2 separate regions of the Homo sapiens genome follow, and region 2 is linked to region 1. A link is an interaction called in ENCODE POLR2A ChIA-PET data of the cell type or tissue named here. Cell type or tissue: Panc1. All regions are shown on one strand. Links, peaks and the distances in the headings refer to the core of each region. The heading gives the core; the rest is flanking DNA.

Region 1 (5,350 bases), core at 351-5,350:
ACTGTACCCTAGCCTGGGCAACAAAGCAAGACCCAGTCTCCAAAAAAAAAAAAAAAAAAAAAAGAAAAGAAAACTTAAATGTATTGAGTGCTTACTATATTTTAGGCATTGCTCTAAGCACTTTTTTTGTTTGTTTGTTTGTTTTGTTTTGTTTTTGAGTCTCACTCTTGTTGCCTAGGCTGGAGTGCAGTGACATGATCTCGGCTCACTGCAACCTCCACCTCTCGGGTTCAAGTGATTCTCCTGCCTAGCTGAGACTACAGGCATGTGCCACTAGGCCCAGCTAGTTTTTGTATTTTTAGTAGAGACGGGGTTTCACCATGTTGGCTAGGCTGGTCTCAAACTCCTGACCTCAGGTGATCCACCGCTTCTGCCTCCCAAAGTGCTGGGATTACAGGCGTGAACCACCGTGCCCGGCCTCTACACACTTTATACACGTTATCTCTAATTCTCACAACACTCCTCTGAGGAAGTTAGTATTTACACCCTAGTTTTATAAATTGGGCTTAAGGAAATTGCACAATTTGCCCAGCTCGTTGTAAGTAAACCTATAAATGTGATAAAATTGCATAAAGCTACACACATACACACATGAGTGCATATGGAAATTGGTGAAATCTGATTAAGGCCTGCAGTCTATTTAACAATATAGTACCTATGTCATTTTTCTGGTTTTGATATTGTACTACTGTCATGAAAGAAGTTACCACCAGACGAAGCTGGATGAAAGCTGGAGATTTGCAATTTCTTGTGAATCTATAATTAGACTCACATTAATAAATATTTTAATTTATGTTTATTTATATATTTATTTTTTAATGAGTGAAACAATAAGTTTGTTTTTGTTTTGTTTTGTTTTGAGACAGGGTCTCGCTCTGTTGCCCAGACTGGAGTACAGTGGCACGATCTGGGCTCACTGCAGCCGCAACCTCTCTCGGGCTCAAGCGATCCTCCCACCACAACCTCCTGAGTAGCTAGCAGCACATGCGTGTGCCACCATGCCCTGCTAGTTTTCTGTATTTTTTGTAGAGATGGGGTTTTGCCATGTTGCTCAGGGTGGTCTCGACCTCCTGAGCTCAAGTGATCCATCCGCATCAGCCTCCCGAAGTGCTGGGATTACAGGTGTGAGCCACCGTGCCCAGCCAATAAGATTTTTTTGTTTTGTTTTTTTAAAGTGTTAAAAACCTTGTAAGGGGCTGGGTGTGGAGGCTCATGCCTGTAATCCTAGCACTATGGGAAGCCATTGGCTTGCACCCAGGAGTTCGAGACCAGCCTGGGCAACATATGAGCCCCTCTCTACAAAATATTTAAAAGTTAGCCAGACTTGGTGGCACGTGCCTGTAGTCCCAGCTACTTAGGAGGCTGAGGCAGGAGGGTCACTTGAGCCCAGGAGTTTGAGGTTGCAGTGAGCTATGATTGCTACTGCACTCCAGCCTGGATGGCAGAGTAAGACCCTGTGTCAAAAAAAGAAAGGAAGAAAGAAAGAAGGAAAATTTAGATTCAGCAAAGATAAACCTCTTCTCCACTTGCCGAAAGTGAGCAAGCCAAGCATCCTATTCCTGAGGCCACTTCCTCTCACTTAAGGTCCAGTGTACTGCATGAAAGTATGATTTGAACCTTGGAAATAATCTACCCCAACTGTCTCCACTTACATGTAAGAAAATGGAGCCTTGGAGAAGGGAAGGGTCTTACTCAAAGACATCCAATAAGTCTGTGACTAAGCCAGGATGAGAACCCAGTCTTTGAACTCCTAGGTCAGGGTTTTTTCCAGCGCCCACACACAGGGCTGCTCACCCACACAGCACATCTTCCCTGGGCCTTGTCTGGGAGACCACTGGTGCCCACAGGCCAACCCTCACCAGCCTACCCAGCCCAGGGCACTCAGGCCCAGAGGTGGAAGTGAGACCTGGGGAGGGTGGAGGCATGGTGGCCCCCTATTCCAGGCAGCACTGTGAGCCAGGGTAGTTGGGGCCACAGAAAGGGCAAGGATAGACACTCTGAACTTTGGCAGGAGTTGGGTGGGAAGGGAACATGTATGTATGTGCATGTGGGGGAGGTACTCACGCCAAATCCTTGCTCCCATCCCCCTCAGGCTCCTTTGAGTCACTTGTCCGTAAGGTTGGGGCACATTCTTGAAGGGAGTGGTCACAGGGGTTCAAGGCCCATTCAGTCCGCAGGCCAGTTTCTATTCCTCCTGGCACTGAAACCACCTCCTCACTCAGACTCAGCACCCCTCCCCAACTGGAAATATAGTGACATGCTCTTCTAATTCCTGCCCTGGGACCTCCTTGGACCAGACGCGAGGCTGGGGGTAGGGCCGGCCTGGGTGCCCTTTCTCAGGGGATGGATTCTTGGTATTCAATATGTGGGGTGTGGCTGACCTACATTCAGATGAGCCTGATTGGCCCTCCCTTCCCCATCCTGTTGTTCTTCCCCAACCCCCCATCTCTCCGGGCCATTCCGCGGTGGGCCAGGGCAAGGCTGAGGGTTTAGGATCTCTCCCTGCCATCTGGGCATCTCCATCTCTGCGCCCCGGCAGGTCTGCAGCCACTGGGCCTAAGGGAGCGGCCCTAGCAATCCGGTCTGAGGGGAGCAGTGCCCTCGTGTGGCCTCCAGGAGAAGCGCGGCTCTTTTCTCAGCCCGGTCCTTTGTATGCTCTCATTGAACAAGTATTTATTGAGAGCCACTACGTGCCAGGCGCCGCTCTAGGCGCCGCGGCCAAGACAGATACCTGCTCCACGGACTGTGCATTTCAGCGTGTGCGTGCGTGGACAGTCAGGCAATAAATGATAAACAAATACATAAATGAGGCAGTTACTAGTAGTGGTAACTGCTAGGAAGAAAATAAAACAGAGAAATGTGATGGAGAGTGACCCAAGAGAGAAACTTAGGGTAGGATGGGCCGGGCGCGGTGCTCACGCCTGTAATCCCTGCACTTTGGAAGGCCGAGGCGGGTGGATCACGAGTTCAGGAGATCGAGACCATACTGGCTAACACGGTGAAACTCCGTCTCTACCAATACAAAAAAAAAAAAAAAAAAAAGAAAGAAATTAGCCGGACGTGGTGGCGGGCGCCTGTAGTCCCAGCTACTCTGGAGGCTGAGGCAGGAGAATGGCGTGAACACGGGAGGCGGAGCTTGCAGTAAGCCGAGATCATGCCACTGCACTCCAGCCTGGGCAACAGAGCGAGACTCCGTCTCAAAAAAAAAAAAAAAAAAAAAAAAGAAAGAAACTTAGGATAGGATGGAAAAGGAAGATTTCCGTGAGTAGCTAACGTCTGAGATGAGACCTAGGTCACAGATTGTCATGTAAGGATATGGGGGAAAGGCTTTCCTTACAGAGAAAATAGATCCTGCAAAGATCCTCAGGCAGGAACAGGTTTTGCAGAACAGGTGAAGGCCAGTGTGGTTAGAAAGGAGTGAGCGAGGGGAGGCTGGTGTGAGATGCCGTCAGAGAGGTGGGTTGGGGCCAGGGTGTGAATCTTGCAGGCCACGACAAGGAGCTTGATTTTTTTTTCTTCTTCTTCTAGGAGTAATGGGAGTGTGTTGGGTGAGTATTGAACCGAAGAGTAATGTGGCTCAACTGCCTTTTGAAAGGACATGTATGGTGTGGAGGATGGACTTTGGGCAAGGGAGGAAGAGTGGAAGCAGGGGGGTTATTACAAGAGACCAGGAAGCTACTGAAATAATTCAGGTGAGAAATGATGGTTGTTTGAATCAGGGTAGCAGTGCTGGAGGTGGGGAGATGTGGTTGGATTATGGGTATATTTTGAAGATAGAGTCAACAGGATTTGCAAATAATGGACCACATTTTCCTTTGCTCATTTAGCTCCAGGAACTCCTTCACTTACACCCCCTAGTGGGCTCCTCCATCCTCACAGGGCAGATCCCAGGGACACAGCTAAATTAGGGAATTCCTAAGTGTTGTTGGACAAAAGAATTTAAGACTCGTTAGCTGGGCAGCCAGGCACAGTGGCTTACGCTTGTAATCCTAGCACTTTGGGAGGCTGAGGCGGATGGATCACCTGAGGTCAGGAGTTTTTGAGACCAGCCTGGCCAACATGGTGAAACCCTGTCTCTACTAAAAATATAAAAATCAGCCAGGCCTGGTGGCACATGTCTGTAATCTCAGCTACTTGGGAGGCTGAGGCAGGAGAATCACTTGAACCCAAGAGGTGAAGGTTGCAGTGAGCTGAGATCACACCACTGCACTCCAGCCTGGGCGACAGAGCGAGACTCCGTCTCAAAAATAAAATAAAATAAAATAAAAGACTTAGCTGGGCATGGTGGCGTGCACCTGTAGTCCCAACTACCTTGGAGGCTGAGGTGGGAGGATCACTTGAGCTAGGAGGTCAAAGGTGCAGTGAGCTATAACTGTGCCACTACACTCCAGACTGGGTGAGAGAGTGAGACCCTGTCTCAAAAAAAAAGAAAAGAAAAGAATTTAAGACTCAGACACTAGGTCTTCCACCATTATCCCATTTAATGGGCAGGTCCTCTGCCTGCTATCTCCCTTACCCTGTCTGGCTTCCATGGACTCAATTATTTATTAGGTCCCTGTTTGTCCAAATAGGTGTGTCTGTGGCCCCAGGGGTGTGTTGGTGACACCCAAAACAGTCCTGGGTGTTTGGTATTTATATTTGATACAAGTGAGGGGGGCAGCAAAATCTGGGGGTACCAAGTCCTCAGACCCAAGCCAATCATTTACTCCTGTTTCTTTACACAAAACACAGTGGGATCAGACCTGATACCACAGGAAATGCACATACACATTTTGGCCCCAGGTTGGGCATTTCTGGAGAGCCTGGGAAAGGCCAGACTAGTCTTACAAATACTCTTATGCCAGCAGGGGGTGGGGTAAGCAAGTAGGGGAGTAGGTGACCGGTAGAGTCTGGAGTCAGCAGGCCTTGTTCTGTTTGTGTTGTGCTGCAGTGGGGGATGCATTATAAATGCAACCAGCCAGAGGGCCCCTGGCTTCAGAACCTAGGACTGTACTGGTTCTGAGATTCTGTGCAAGCCTCATGGAAATGAAGCTGCCAGGCCAGGAAGGGTTTGAAGCCTCCAGTGCTCCTAGAAATATTCCTTCAGGGGAGCTGGACAGCAACCCTGACCCTGGCACCGGCCCCAGCCCTGATGGCCCCTCAGACACAGAGAGCAAGGAACTGGGAGTACCCAAAGACCCTCTGCTCTTCATTCAGCTGAATGAGCTGCTGGGCTGGCCCCAGGCGCTGGAGTGGAGAGAGACAGGCAGGTAAGTTGGATGCAGGCCAGTTCTGTGGGATCCTTCCCCTTCCCCAGCTGGAGCCTCCTATATGTCCCCCAGCGCTTCTTATGGGGCTGCCCAAAATTAGG
Region 2 (5,381 bases), core at 128-5,127, 160 kb before region 1:
ATAAATGTTCCTGGTGAGCCCTCCAGAGTCTCAGGGGCCTGGATGGGCAGAGGAGACGCTTGGCATTCTCTATAAACAGCGCTGTCCAACTGCTCAGAGCAGCGGGTCTGGGGAGAACAACCAGATCACCCCAATCCCCAGAGCAATGGTGATGGTTACAAACTTTGGTTGGTCATTGCTGCCAGTGCTGCTCGTTAGAAGGCCCCACTGTGGCCCAGCCCTGTTGATTGGAGGGTTTCTAGTAGTGGATCAGCGTCCACTGATGAGACTCATAGTGCTGTTAGAACACTTTCTTAAAGCTATCCAATCACATTTATGGACACTTCAGAGGAATTAAAAAACAAAATATCTTGCTATTCATTTAACACATTTATTTAGGGGACTGCCTTGTACCAGGCACTCTGCAGTGCTCTAGGGACATGGTGGTGATCCAAAACTTACTTGATATCTACTGTCACAGCCTACAGTCTAGTGGAGGAAATAGACAAAAGGCAAATAAATATATAAGATAATTGCCAATTATAGTGATGGTGAGAAGGAAACAAAATGGGCAGAGCTAGAGATTTGCACAAGGCTTGATACACCTTGAAGGTATTTTGTAAATGATCTTATGGGTTAGGATTTTATTCCTGATGATTTCCACAGTTAAATGCAAATAATTTTCATTCTTTTTGTCTCTTAGGTGCACTTTACAGGTCCCCGATGAACCAAGAGAACCCTCCACCATATCCAGGCCCTGGTCCAACGGCCCCATACCCACCTTATCCACCACAACCAATGGGTCCAGGACCTATGGGGGGACCCTACCCACCTCCTCAAGGGTACCCCTACCAAGGATACCCACAGTACGGCTGGCAGGGTGGACCTCAGGAGCCTCCTAAAACCACAGGTGTGTGTCTCTGAATATGTGGGTGTGCAGTCCCGTGTCACTAAAGGAAATGTTTGCATGTTTTCTTTGGCAGAGAAGAAATTCTTTCCAGCCTTTGCAACTTGTGCTTGATGTCCCCAAAGCTTGATGATGGCTTAGGGTGGATTCTCACTCCTGAGAAGAGGCCCAAGTCAGCTCTGCCTGCTACATTCACACCTCTTGTCCCCTCTGGGGCTGATGACTTCCTGGCCAACGTGTTTTCTGAGGGCTACCCTCTAGAGCACTTGGGGGTGGGGAAGGAATTAGCAGTTGAGTCTTTGCTCTGTAGCCAGCTTTGTATTTTAGGTTTAGTAATTAGCCTCTTGAGTTTATTTTATCTGTCAGCTTGTTGACCCTCAAGTCATCCTCTTGCCCCTGCTACTGGGGTTTTTCTTTTTTTTCTTACTAAATGTTTTCATAATTCTATTTAACCTGCCAGTTGAGTTTTCAGGAGGCTCTTGAGTCCTTCTTGTGTGCTATAGAACAGTGTTACTCAAAGTTCAGTCTGTAGACAAATGCCAGTCAATGAACAGTGAACAGTTATGGACTATATTATATGTACAGAAAGTGAGAGTAAACATTTAGAAACTTTTAGAGCAATTTGGTTTTGCTGTGACATCCAAGTATGTAATCTTGCATTTTACAGAAAGTATCAGTCTGAAAGATTAAAAGTAAAACATCTTGAGGAGCACTGTGCTAGATGTCTTGGTCACTATTTTGTAGCCCTTTGGTTGGCAGAATAGCTGCTCTCTTAATTAGCCCTTTCAGCTTTTTTTTTTTTTTTTTTTTGAGACGGAGTCTCACTCTGTTGCCCAGGCTGAAGTGCAGTGGCGCGATCTCGGCTCACTGCAAGCTCCGCCTCCTGGGTTCACGCCGTTCTCCTGCCTCAGCCTCCTGAGTAACTAGGACTACAGGCGCCTGCCACCACGCCCGGCTAATTTTTTGTATTTTTAGCAGAGACTGTGTTAGCCAGGATGGTCTCAATCTCCTGACCTCGTGATCCGCCCCCCTTGGCCTTCCAAAGTGCTGGGATTACAGGCGTGAGCCACTGTGCCTGGCCAAGATAGCTAATTCTTAAAAAGTGCTTATTATGGCCAGGCACAGTGGCTCATGCCTGTAATCCCAGCACTTTGGGAGGCCAAGGCGGGCAGATCACCTGAGGTCAGGAGTTCAAGACCAGCCTGGCCAACATGGTGAAACCCCGTCTCTACTAAAAATACAAAAACTAGCCAGGCGTGGTGGTACGCGTCTATAGTCCCAGCTACTCAGGAGGCTGAGGCAGGAGAATGGCTTGAACCTGGGAGGCAGAGGTTGCTGTGAGCCAAGGTCACACCATGCACTCTAGCCTGGCGACAGTGAGACTCCATCTCAAAAAAAAAAAAAGTGCTTATTGTGTGTCACATGGTCTCCTAAGTGCTTTATATACATTAACATTTAATCCTTGCAACAATCCTATGAAGTTATTCCCATTTTATAGTGATGTAATAGAGGTACAAAGTTAGAGTAATGACTTGCCCAAGGTCACCTAGCTAGAAGGGGCACTTTCTAGATTAGAATCCTGATAGCTTGGCCTCAAAATCTGTACCTATAATTTATTGCTGTACTGTTGTTCCTCTCCTGCCTTTTCTGAGCTGACTCACATTCATCTGAATTTAGTGACTTATGCTTCCTCTTAGAGATTTTCCTGTCATTTAGTTCTTTACTAATCAAAAGTAATAACAGAATTGATGGCTAATTTTATTCTAGGACTTGATGATTCTCTAGAATAAGAATTTTGCATTCATGGAAAAGATTATACTTTTATAGTGGCAAAGCTTATACTCTGTTAAGATTGAATAGAATATTTGAATACCTTTAAAGAATTTAATTTATCTGGAAGGAAGCTTTTGCAATCCAAGATTGTGTTCTGTTGTAACAGTTTTTATCATGCATGCTCGGAAGAGGGCAGGAAGTATAACCAGTATAATCGGAGTAGTTGGTATTCAGGCCTGTGACATCAGAGAAACATTTTCTGAAAATAAACCTCAGCTTCTGGGTTTTCTGCTTCAAAATAAGGTAACCCTGTGATGAATAAAAGAAAGCAGAAAAGACTACATATGGTATGATTCCATTTATGTGAAATTCAAAAACAGACAAAAACTATGTATGATGCCAGAGATCAAAATAATGGTTACTCCTGGCTGTGGAGTTGGGAAACTAGGGTGGGACTGGTTATTCATTGGGTTAGGAACAAAGGAACTTTCTGGGGTGTTAGGAATATTCTGTATCTTAATCTTGATATAAACATTCTTCAAGATAGATAGTTATGACTTGTGTACTTTGCTGTACGTTTTATGTCAGCAGAGAAAGATAGCCCAGCATTTGAGTTATCCGGTAGACTCAACCCAATGCCTGCCTGGTGTTAGGTCTTTCACCTATAGCCCTCATGGTCTTCCTGTCCATTTCTAGGCCAATATTGTTTATACTGACTCTCTAACTAGCATTTGATGAGTTTAGAACTTTATTGAGTTTGTTTAGAATAAGTGCTTCCTAGGTTCAGTGGACTTTGTCCACTGTTCATGCAGAAAATACAGATTTGGTCATCTTTCTTACCTTTCATGTAATTTAAGTATTGATGTCAGCCTTTTTGATGAAAAATAATTTCTTAATTCTTTTTAGGGTTAAAAGGCTCCTTAGTTCAGTGTTACCAATCACGATTGATTTCACAAATGCAGTTGAAAGCTGTTTAATATCCTTTCCTATGGATATACCCAGGAATTTATTTCTCTGTCATTAGCTTGTGAATTATTAACTGCCCAGATCCTTTCTGCACCCAAACATAGCAGGTAGTGCCAAATGGTCAAATTTTGTCACCTGGGGTCCATGTTCTGTGAATGGGACTCTTGGAAGAATGTAGCCTCACTGAGTGATGAACCCTTTAGGGACCCATTTTATTCCTTGCTTTGGTATTGCTTGTGGGATTCTCAGTCAGAATTATGTGTTCTCATGCTGTGTATCTGAGCTCTATATGGAAATTTAAGCTTTTTCTTTCCAGCTGAATGATTTTAGATTTATCTACTACTGTAGATACTCTCTCCACTCAAGTTCAAGTGTGTGGCATATTATGTTAATGGATACATAGGTAGAAATGGTTTCTTTTTCAAAGGAGGGAGGATCTCCTTTATCCTTAATTGGCGTCTGGTAATTAGTTAGGGCTTAATAAAGGTGTGATGAATGGATGAGCAGGGTCGGGTAGATGGCTAACCTAAGCAGAACCTTCCTTGGTCATCTGTTTATGTTTTAGAATTCATGTGTCAGAGATTGTAGCAAAAAAACCCACCTTTTGTTTTTTTAAGAAGCCAACCTTTTGGAAGCCATGTGATTGGAAGCAGCAAGTGCTTGTAGGAATAAGGTCTCCCAGAAGAGCATACCTGCAGATTATGTCAAGGATCTCCTGGGTGGTTTTTAAGAATAACAACTAGTATTTGTTGAGCACCATGCTTGGTGTTAGCTTTATGTAATCTTCACAACAACCCCATAGTATCAGTCCCATGTTATAGGAGTGGAATCTGAGACTCAGAAAGGTTGTTTCAGTTATCTGTTGTATAACATATCACCCCCAACTCACTGGCTTAAAACAACAATGATTTATTATTTCTCATGATTCTCTGAGTTGGCTGGGAGGCTCTTCTTGCTTCGTGTGATCTTTCGTGGGGTCACTCTTGTTACTTAATTCAGCTGTCAGCCTGTCTGGGTGTAGGCTATCCAAGATGACCTCACTGACATGAGTAGGGTCTTGGTTTGCCTCCACGAGGCCTCTCTCAGCACATAGTCTGTCATCATTAGGTGGTCTAGCTTAAGCTGCTTTACATGACAACTAGCTTCCAATAGAGTGAAAGTGGAAGCTGCCAGGATTTTGGGCTAGGCCCAGAACTGGCACAGCATCACTTACCCCTTATTCCAGTATTCAAAACAAGTCTCAAGGCCAGTCACTTTCAACAGGAGGGGGAACAGATATCACCTTCCTCCTCCCCCTCTTTTTTTGGTATATTCGACATACAATTCATGTACCATACAATTTACCCATTTAAAGTTGTACAATCCAATGGTTTTCAGTATATCAACAGAGTTTTTCAACCATCACCACTATCATAATTCCAGAACATTTTCTTTTATTATTATACTTTAAGTTCTAGGATACATGTGCAGAATGTGCAGGTTTGTTACATAGGTATGCATGTGCCATGGTGGTTTGCTGCACCCGTCATCTACATTGGGTATTTCTCCTAATGCTATCCCTCCCCTAGCCCCCCAACTCCCCGACAGGCCCCAGTGTGTGGTGTTCCCCTCCCTGTGTCCATGTGTTCTCTTTGTTCAGCTCCCACTTATGAGTAAGAACATGTGGTGTTTGGTTTTCTGTTCCTGTGTTGGTTTGTTGAGAATGATGGTTTCCAGCTTCATCCATGTCCCTGCAAAGGACATGAACTCATCCTTT

Evidence for each region. ChIA-PET counts read pairs that join two places held together with the same protein. Peaks named below come from ENCODE experiments on the same cell type or tissue, not always from the same donor. Only the 100,000 strongest peaks of a DNase experiment are listed, where the experiment ranks them.
Region 2: POLR2A ChIA-PET joins it to region 1 with 10 read pairs; 6 of 35 experiments call an interaction of 5 or more read pairs at or near these places.

The regions. Positions count from the first base shown.
Region 1 is chr5:140,355,218-140,360,567 of GRCh38, forward strand. SLC4A9 (solute carrier family 4 member 9) reads left to right here and starts at 4,977. Exons shown (of 22, transcript NM_031467.3): 1 at 4,977-5,249. The coding sequence starts at 5,020. In Panc1, for the core only: CTCF peaks have their summits at 2,610 (motif pointing left), 3,860 (motif pointing left) and 4,067; DNase peaks (open chromatin) are centred at 2,614 and 3,812; H3K4me3 peaks cover 668 bases.
Region 2 is chr5:140,193,764-140,199,144 of GRCh38, forward strand. CYSTM1 (cysteine rich transmembrane module containing 1) reads left to right here. Exons shown (of 3, transcript NM_032412.4): 2 at 683-889. The coding sequence starts at 703. Among named protein-coding and RNA genes, the nearest start is that of CYSTM1, 21 kb to the left of the region's middle. In Panc1, for the core only: no CTCF peak of the experiment used is centred there; no DNase peak of the experiment used is centred there.